Regions from separate parts of the Mus musculus genome. Here region 1 is linked to region 2. A link is a loop called in an ENCODE intact Hi-C map of the cell type or tissue named here. Cell type or tissue: heart. All regions are shown on one strand.

Region 1 (5,000 bases), 140 kb after region 2:
TCCCAGCAACCACATGGTGGCTCACAACCATCGGTAGTGGGATCTGATGCCCTCTTCTGGTGTGTCTGAAGATAGTGACAGTGTGTTCATATACGTACAGTAAATACATAAGTCTTTATAAAAAATTAGAAGAAAGCAACACAATGGCGCTGGGAATAAGAAGTAACAGAATGCATGGCAGTGAGAAGTATACAAAGTTTATCCTGGAAAACTTTTGTCTTAAATGTATCTGTATATTTTTGACTACACATGTATTTGCTCAAATGCACACATATGATGTGGCCTATGGTGTGAACTATGTCACTTCCTGTGGTCTGGGTGACAAAGTTGAAAAACACAGCCCTAGATACTAAAAAGATCAAGGCCCTAGCCTCACATGGAAAATTTTAGTTCTGCGGGGGGGGGGGAGGGGGGAGACTGTTTGTCTTTCTTTGTGTGCACACATATTTTTGATGGCTATAAAACCATGATATGTATAGGAAGTGTGTGATCTATTGATGTAGGGTACATGTGCCTGCATGTGGGATGTGTGTATTGTGCATGTGTGCATGGGACTGAGGAAGCAGGTGCAGGCCTGTTATGGTCCTGGAAACCCATGTTTTTCAAACTCTTAGTTATAGTTCATTGGGTGGGAAACAACAGGCTTGGCCTGGTTTCTGAGTACATGAGGTATAACTGTTGGGTCAGGTCCTGTTCTCAGCCTCTGACACTACTGAGACTTAGCAGTTTATCTCTGTGTCTAAGGTAGGGTCTCACTTTCTCCTCTAGGTTCCCTTCCCTGTCCCTAGATTTTATTAGTCTGGTGAAGTTTGTGGATCCTTTCTCATAAAATGTTGTTGAAGGCAAAAAAAATTATTCAAAGCAAGCCAATTCTATAAAGATAGTTATCCATATGTTATCCAGTGTCCTTGACTCGAGGGGTCATGTCTGGATGAATCTGCAGCAAGCTGAAGTAACCTGAGGTGCACATGGCTTTTATATGGCCCACTTATCTATTACACACCCCAACCTTACAGCACAGCACCCTGTCGAGTGTAGGGTGTGTCCTGGCTGATACAGTCATGGCTTGCTGCCACACCACTGCTATGCACGAAGGCAAAATGCAAACAGGAAGCATGGCCTCTACAGAAAGCACAGTGCTTCCACACTGTGGTCAAGTGGACCAGTGCACGTCCATGATGCTCTGCAGGGCATGTACAGTCGCTTGTCAGTATCCAAGGGGGATTAGTCTTCACAACCCCACAGGTACTGAAAATCACACTTGCTCAAGACTCCAAAGTGCTTAGTGCTTGTATGTGAACTATGAAGTTCTCCCATAGCCTTGAACTCAACCCCAACAACTTATAACATCCAGGATAGTGTGAGTGGGTATAAGTAGTTTTATTTTTTATTATTTAGGAAATGATGACAAACATGGTTATACACACACACACACACACACACACACACACACACACACACATATATATATATTTTTCAGCAGAGGCATAATTGGTTGATTGGGACTCTTAGGATCCAGAGAGGTGACTGTTCAGTAACAAAATACTGAACATAACAAAATTGGTCTAACAAAATAACAAAAATTGGTCTAATGAACCTCAGGTGTGCCACCTTCACGGGTTGTCACAGCCCATGTATGTGACGTGGCTCCTGCGTATTTTCTCATTTTCACACTGTTCTGTAAGTCAGGGAGTGGGGCAAGCAGGTTGGTCTCTCTGTTCTGGGTCTCCCAGGGTGGCATAAAGTGTGTGTGTGTGTGTGTGTGTAGTCCACCTGGGCCCCTGCTGGAGGATCTTATGGGAGAACTTGCTCACAGTGTCGGGTGTGTGGTTGGTACAAGTCAATTCCGACAGGCTATAGTGGGGAGGACCCTGTTTAGTCAAAGAGGTTGTGCATTCCTTGGCCCAAGGCTATTCCACGCCAGCGCTGTGTGTAAAGTCCTGGGTCTAACCCTCTGCCTCCAACTTCTCCTCTTAGCTGCTGCTGCTGCTTCTGCTTCTGCTTCTTCTTCTTCTTCTTCTTCTTCTTCTTCTTCTTCTTCTTCTTCTTCTTCTTCTTCTTCTTCCTCCTCCTCCTCCTCCTCTTCCTCCTCCTCCTCCTCCCCCTCCCCCTCCCCCTCCCCCTCCTCCTTCTCCTCCTCCTTGGCTTATGTGATTAGGATTAATTTAATTAATTTAAATAACTTACTTTGTGGTGCTGGTTAAGGTTTTCGATGCTTCCAGAATGTCTCCCGGTTAGGACCTTCAGGGTAAGTTCCCTGGCCCAGCAGCATCAGCAGCATCTGGGAACTTGTCAGAAGTGCAGATTCACGGGTACATCCAGACCAGCTGTGGCCTGGCAACTCCTGTCGTAACAAGTCCTCCAGGCGGCTCCACAGGCATTAGATCCATGCCTCTAAGAACAGAGCCCGAGATTGGAGCTGGGGGCCTCTCCTTCAAGTCAGCCAAACACAGGTGCCCAAGTCCCCTGGGGATTAATTTCTTCCAGGCGGACAAGGAATGACAGACAATTCAGTGTCTTGACAGGACCTGAAAACGGTTTTATTGATTGGCAAACAGGATGAGCCCTGACCTCTTTTTCATCAAGGTTCTTTACCGCCATCTAGTGGTGAGATTCAGCATCAGCGCTTGATCAGGGCACCATCCCTGAAGCAAAACAAAACACAGGACATTTACACCCCCCCCCCCTCTCTCTCTCTCTCTCTCTCTCTCTCTCTCTCTCTCTCTCTCTCTCTCTCTCTCGTGTGTGTTCACTCGTGCATATATGTGCATGCATGTGTGGAGTTCAGAAGACAACTCTCACAAGTCTATTCTTTTCCTTTTATTGTTTGGGCCCTGGGGCTCAGACTCAGGTTGTTAGGCTTGGTAACAAGAAACTTTACCCACAAAGCCAACATGCTGGATATATCATCATCATCGTCATCGTCATCATCATCATCGTCTTTACCTAAATTAACCCATTTATTGTCAGAGGTTTCAAATAGTGATGCTCCCATTGGTCTTTAGATCCTTCCGTCCTCTGATGGCTCACTTGACTGTGACAGAATTGTGGTGGGTCCAGGCCCTGACAGCCACTGTTCTTACACAGGGCCACATGCCTATGGCCCACATCTTTGCCTTAGTCTTGCCACAGGAGGGACAAGGATACTTAGTATGCTGCCTGATTTCAATTTTCTTCACCATTTTCTAGGTAGCGCTTCTCAACCTGTGGTTTACAACCCCCTTTGGCAGCTATTTTATCTCCAAAAATGTTTATATTATGATTTATAACAGTAGCAAAATGACAGTTGTCAAGCAGCAACAGAAATAATGTTATGGCTAGGGGGTCACCACAGTAGGAGGAACTGTATTGAAGGGCACAGCATTAGGAAGGCTGAGAAGCCCGGGAGGCAGGCACCATATTGGGTCCCACAGTTACTGACAGTTGTGACCTACTCGGTGCATTTAGCCATGGCACTGAGATTTAGGGATGATCCCGAGAGCCTCTTCCTCCTGTTACATAAAGGTCTTACGCCCAACAGCGTTCTGGTCTTAAGCGGACTGAGGCCGGACTTCACTGCACAGAAGGGCAGTTATCGGCTCCTGCAAAGACTCCTGCTGCCCTGCGCTGCTGTCTGAAGAGATAGAAAGAGACAGACCATCTATGCTCTAAGCAGAGAACATTCATCTCGCTCACAGTGTGAAGTGCACGCTTGCGCGTGGCTCCTGCCCTCCTCCCGCCTCTCTCTCCTGCTTTAGACACTCCCCTCCAGATAACCCTGGCTGCTCTTCCTTTCTTCTGGCTCCTAGGGTACCTGTCTTTTATGAATAATTTCTTTCTTGAACTCCCTTTCCTTATGCAGTGGCAGGAACAGGCCTTTGAGATGTGGCTGGTCATTCAGTGTCAATGGTTGAATCACCTGCCTGATTCTGTGTTTCATTCTCTGCTAACCGGTGCGGGCCGGATAGGGCTGGTGATGACTGGTAGTCCCCATCGCAGTGCAGAGATGTTGCACGTTTGGGGCTTCCCTTAGCCACACCCAAGCTTGCGAAAGTGAAGCTGGTTGTTTTTTCTTGAATATTTTTTTCTGATGCGTAGTTTATGTTTTTGAGCTATAAAAGCCACATTGGTGTAGACAGAAGTTTAGTTTCATAAACAGATCCATCTCCTTGGACAGTGAGGAAGATAGATGGGGTCTAAGGAGCCATGGAGTATTGGCTGCCTGTTAAAGGTTGGGCAGTGCCTGAGACACATGGCATGGATGACGTGCCTGAGGGCTTAGCCTTTAAAACACGGGCATCTTCCAAGAAACAACAGTCAGCAAGTCATAGATTACAAAATCCTCGTCTCTAACTTTGTTCTGTGATTCCCTTTGCTGTCCGACTTACAGTTTAGAAGCCTGAAACACTCCAGGAAATCTCTGCCTGTGGTCACATTGAGTCCCCTGTGCATTCTGTGAGCAGAGCTGGTGTGTCTGGCTGGGGATAGATGGCAGTGTAGTTTACCAGGGCCCTGGAGTGGATTCTATTCCCCACGATTCTCTGTCTCTGTCTGCCTCTGTCTCTGTCTCTCTTTGTCTCTGTCTCTGTCTCTTTCTGTACCTGATGCCCACTGCTCACTTCTACTCTGGGGGGAGGATAGGATGGGGAGGCCACAGTTTCAGGAAACGTCTTGCACTGTGCCCAGGTGGGTTTGCATCTTGCTGTGGTGTTGATGGGAAAGTCATTTCTTCTGTAGGCCTCGATCTCCTCATCTGTAGCAATGGGAACAATAGCAGCTTCTCCCTGACGAGGCAGTAGTGGGTTTGGTGAGTTGATCCATTACTAAGATGAGGACTTCCCTACAGACCAGGACTCCATACACAAAGAGGACGCAGGTTCTCGGCATGCCTCACTCTTTCTCCTACCCTTTATTGAGGAACATTTCAAGAACATACGGAAGGTGAATGAGAGTGCTCTCAAGCCTTGTGTCTCTGTCCCCTGGACCTGTGGCTCCACACATTCCCTCAGTGTCACAGTGAA
Region 2 (5,000 bases):
TGTGGGAGGTATGGAGGCAGGCCTGGGCACGTTTCTGTAGGCCAGCTGGAGCTCTTTCAGAGGCTGATTGGGGCCATGCCATGGGTTTTACTGCTTGTCTGTGGCAGTGTGTGACAATGAACACATGATTCCTGCTCTTAAAAAAATGTATTATTACATAAACGTCTGTTTCCAGCAAACAATTTTTAAATAGTAGAGAAGTATGGGCAGGGTGGAACTCTAAAGTCTTTCTTGCTATTCTGTCCCTGTCACCAATCACTTCTGGGGGACCCTGGAGACACTGCTCTCACATGCAAGCTGTGGTAATACCCAGTTAGAAACTGCTTTTTGCTTTACAGTGTATTGGTGACATCTTTCCACATTGTGCTTGCAAAGCTGCCACAGTTGGCTGTATAACATTCTGTAGTGTGAATGTATTGTGATTTATTTAAATGACACTTAAGTAGTGTGCAGGCTTTTTTGGGTGTTAAAATTGATGTTGCAGTAATGTACATATATTGCTGTATGTCTCTTTAAAGTAAATTCTTAGGGCTGTAATTGCAAGTCAAAAGGTAGGTATATTTTTCATTTAGGAAGACTGCTCCCTTGATCTCCAAAAACAGTTGGTGATTTACAGAGGCCTGCTTGATTGTTTCAGAGCCAACCCCTGCTCATGTGGTTCTACCATTGAGCTGAGAAGGGTTTGTATTGCAAAGGAGTGTTACAAGCTCTCGTGTGGAAGGAGGAGGAAACACTGGCCTGTGAAGTAGAAAGCAGGGGTTCTTTACTGAGTGCTTAGGGACTGGGAATGAGTAGAATCCTTGAAGTGAACACTCCTCTGAACTAAAGTGTTTGGAGTACCACTGCTGCCTCAGTAGCTGTGCCCAGGATCCTTGAGGAAGCTCAGGGAGCGTGTGCATGTGTGGTGGTGGTTTTTAAAATCCGTCTTTATCCCTGGCTGCTCCGATTCCTTGGAATGGCCTCTTGGTGACGTGCTGTCAGGACATCTGCACTAGAAGTGGCTTTGGTTAGATCCTATGTGGGTCTGGATATGGGAATACACTATGTAGTTCCCTGGCCCGCAGGTAGCATGAGGTCTACAATGAGGCAGCTGTTAATCGGAGTGAGGCCTGTTTCTTGCTCAGAGGAAGAGGAGTTGAGACCCAGGTCTGATGAGGACTCTACCACAGAGCCCGTAACCTCTTTATTTAGTGAGACAGGGGCTCTGGTACTTTTATCATACTCTGTGGATAGCTTTTTGAAGAAAACCCTCTCCTTCCCCAGCTGGTAGGCTGGTATCATTCTGGGGCCAGGTGACCATGATGTCATGGCCAAGAGATTCCCACCACCCTCCAAAATGTAGAAAACAGAAAGAAGTAGGTTTTTTGTGAGTCTCTCATGGTCTATATGGGAGAACAGACCCACTGGGAGATAGGATTGTGGGTACTTTTTTTGTATCTTTCATTTACCCTTTTACATTTCTCTAGTTTTTCTATTTGTATTAGTATTAAAAAAAAAAACTGGAAAAGAAACAGAACTCCACTATGGAGCTCCAGTCTGTGTTCCTGGAGCCTGTCTGGCGGCGGAAACCTTGTTAGTCCTTTCGGGGAGTTAGAAGTTCTCAGGCCTCCCACAAGATGCCAGTGCCCACCCAGGCCCTGGCACCTGTTACCTGGTAAGTGCTTGTAAGCTGAGGTAAGATGAATGTCAAAGATGCTTCTGTGCCCTGAAGCTAGGGGTGACCTGTGGATGGATGCTGGTGGAGGTATCTGAGCTCCTGTGTGTGGCATTGCAGGACACCATTCTACTTACAGAGCGGGCAGATGTGTAGTAGGAAATGCAGTGTAAAAAGAGCTGTAACTTGACAGGGGCATGAGACAGAAGAGATAAAGAAGGGTTATCAGAGCTTCCAGGAAAACCTATTCAGGGTGTACAGAGCAGATCAGAGCTCTTTCTTTAAAACCATTGGCTGGGCTGCAGTTGCTCCCTTCCTCTTTCACCTTTCGCCTGTTCACCCGTCCTGGCAGCCATGCTGTGTAGCCAGGCTCTCTGTCCAGGTGCTTGGTGTTGCATTTCTTGCATTTATGCTGCTCACAGCCCAGTTCTACCTGCTTTACACAGCCAGAGCTTAGACTTGGCAGAAGTCATGTGGCCAGCAGATGGCAGTACAGGGCCGCCACGGCAGTCCTCCTCAGACCCCTTCCCATCCTCCAGACAGTTAACTCTTCACCCTTTTTTTCAGGCTGAAGCCACCAGGTGTGTACTCAAAACAAGCCTTGGTAACCTTTGTTCTTTGACGCTAACTGTGTGTCAGGGTTTGAATCTCTGAACAAAACCCTAGGTGCTTTGAGCACCTTTGTGTAAGAGTTCTTCAAAACCCAAGCCCCCATTTTCTTGCCCTCTTCCCACTTCTTCTCTGTCCCTCTGTCCCTTTCTACCTCCAAACAGAATGTAAATAGATCCCCCAGGGAAGCAAGTTCACTGTGAGCTGCTAGCTGGCATTCTTCTGGAAATCTCCATTTAGTGACTGCTGGCTGTGGCAGTGCTGGGTCTTCAGTTACTGTCCAGGCTTCTGTGGTCAAGCCCATGATAAAGCCATGGTCTTTCTCTGTGGGCTCTAACGAAAATCTTGACTGCTGCTGAAACTGTCTCGTTGGTCTTCAGCCCCTCTGCCTGAAAGCCCAAGCAGGGAGCTTGCTTTCCATAGTTGTCTTAATAACTGTTGTGATGTGTGCATTTTTTTCAGGTATAAAATTGTTTCTGTTGAAGTTTGGAGAAAAGAAAAATAAGTATAAAGAGGAAAATAGTCATTTAGTCTGTAGGGTACCATTTAATACACATATATTCCCAGTTTGGTTATAGAGTATTCTTTCCTCCATCCAAGGGGAAAGCCGTAATAAACTCTCCACAGCTTCTGTGCTTGCTGCCAGGGCACTGGAAACCCCACATGTGTCTGTGACCATTTAGGGCTCAGATGTAGCTGTTCGTCATTGGCTTGCATGCTCTGGGAAGGGCCACCTGATCTGGGAGTGAAGGCTCTACTTACCATGCTGCCCAGAGCCTGTCTTGGCTGTGGATGGAAGAGGGCAGGGTGTGTTCTAGTTCCTTTGAGAGCCTTGTACTTTCCTATAGATTTCTTGGTCACAGTTTATAAATGTCTGGTTGGGGAGAGGCTGTGGTGATGTTAGACAGTCCTTACCTTTGTTATTCCCAGGATCTTTGGTTGTAAATGTAGATGATCACATGGAACTGGGCTCCCAAGAGGCTTAGAGGCCTGGGTCCTGACTGTTCTAGAGCACAGCTCAGTTTGGCTGAGGTGGTTAAGGACAGGTCATGGAATCTGCTTAAGGTTGGGCTATGACTTCTTTCCTGTGGAGATGCTGTGCTTGGAACTCAGCACTGTCCCTGTCATTCGCTGTGAAGGTCCAGAGGAATGGTATTTGCGTTTGAGGGAAAGACCTTCAGAATGGGTTTTGGACAGTCCCTAAGACCATGAATGTCCTTGCCGTGAGTCCTCGTCAGTCCCCACCTGTGCTTCTGTCAGGACCCACTGTGAGGTGTCTTTGGTTATCATCTGGGATTCTCACACTTAGTCGCCTGGAGACTCGTAGGGTGGAGCACTGGCTCAGGCCCTTTCCTGAACTGTCTTCTTCAAGCCTTGTCCCTCCTGGCATCCCAAGCAAGATTCCCTTTAGTCACTGCACACTGTGGGGTAAAGCTGGCTCTCTGGGGCCTGTGAAATCTTGTACCTATTCCATTCTTACCTCCCTCTGCTCCTCTGGGAATCCAAAGTTCTGGATCCTGCAGACATTAGTGCCTTTCTAGGCTGCTCTCCTTCCTTCAGACCTCTTGCTGCCTCTTTACCCAGTACTGCCTGGTGAAGCACCTGTGCATCAGCCTCTGCTTCCATTGTATCTGCATTCTCTAGGCCCCAGCATGCTGCTTTGTTGCTTGACCGCTCTGTGCCTGCTGTGTTGCATATGTGGTCCTCTTTTCTACTTACCTCTCCAAGCCTAGCATTCTGCAGACTTCTCAGTGCATACACTGTTTAGAAGCAAGAAAATAAGCTGGGTCTGTCCTAGGCAGAGCTGTTTGGGAATCTATAGTAATACTCTCACCTCCATTTAGCCTCTAGCTGTCTGTAGGTACTCACAGGGCAAGTCCTGGAGTGAGCTGATGCGCTCCCTGCTGGTGGAGAAAGTAGGGCCTGGGCCTGGCAGGCATGTTCTGTAGCTGGACAGTGGAGGGGTAGCTGCTGCTGGAGCAGCGAGGTGCCAAGTCTCAGGTGCCCTTACGTTAACATCTTCTTATTGCTGCTGAGGCTGTTCATTGGGGAGTTGTTGGTTATGCAGCCAAAGAGCAATTTTCCTAAAGGAGCCCACAGTTGACAGAGAAGAGAGTTCTAAGTGCCTCTTTACAAGTTTCATTTCCTAGGTGGTACGGCATTTCTGTAGCAGACTGGTTGCATCATAGTTTTGAAGTCTGGACACTAAGCACACTACATTCACGCTTCTTGTTGGTGGAGGCACATCCTCTTCCTCAAGCTCTTGTGCCCCATGAGTAAGGACAGTCTGCCCTCTGAGCCCCTAAGTCAGCCTTGGCCTCAGAGAGGCCATTCTTAGATCCTCACCCTTGCCCTCCACTGTTGAGCTGGGACGGGTCGGGTTTGACTGTCCAACGAGTGGGTGTTAATGCTTGGGCCTCCAAAGTTGGCCCTGGAGAGTTAGTTTACAGTGCTTTCCCCTGTGTCTCATTCCAAGCACAAATTAAGTTAATCTTTGCAGCCAGACCGTGAGGGAGGAACCGTTGTTACTGACTTTACAGACAAGGAAACTGTGTCAGGTGGTGGTAAAGCCAGTTGTCCAAGGACATAGTCGAAAGGAGGGGCTAAGTTGGAAATTGGCGGTTTTTAGCTTAGGCTATTTGATAGTGTAGATGCTGTACTGAAAACCAAGGCCAGAGGTGACCCATAGACTGGCCTTGGCCAAGAGATATATTTGTTTAGCCTCTGTCTGCCTGTC

Evidence for each region. Peaks named below come from ENCODE experiments on the same cell type or tissue, not always from the same donor. Only the 100,000 strongest peaks of a DNase experiment are listed, where the experiment ranks them.
Region 1: it touches region 2 in a loop (9-fold over the local background); 14 of 42 quality-filtered maps call a loop at or near these places.

The regions. Positions count from the first base shown.
Region 1 is chr2:143,834,974-143,839,973 of GRCm38, reverse strand. All of the region lies in intron 5 of Bfsp1 (beaded filament structural protein 1, in lens-CP94), which reads left to right. Among named protein-coding and RNA genes, the nearest start is that of Bfsp1, 26 kb to the left of the region's middle. In heart, CTCF peaks have their summits at 1,162 and 2,585 (motif pointing left); DNase peaks (open chromatin) are centred at 1,113 and 2,483; H3K4me3 peaks cover 359 bases; H3K27ac peaks cover 274 bases.
Region 2 is chr2:143,978,120-143,983,119 of GRCm38, reverse strand. All of the region lies in intron 2 of Rrbp1 (ribosome binding protein 1), which reads left to right. Among named protein-coding and RNA genes, the nearest start is that of Rrbp1, 31 kb to the left of the region's middle. In heart, CTCF peaks have their summits at 2,134 (motif pointing right) and 4,165; no DNase peak of the experiment used is centred here.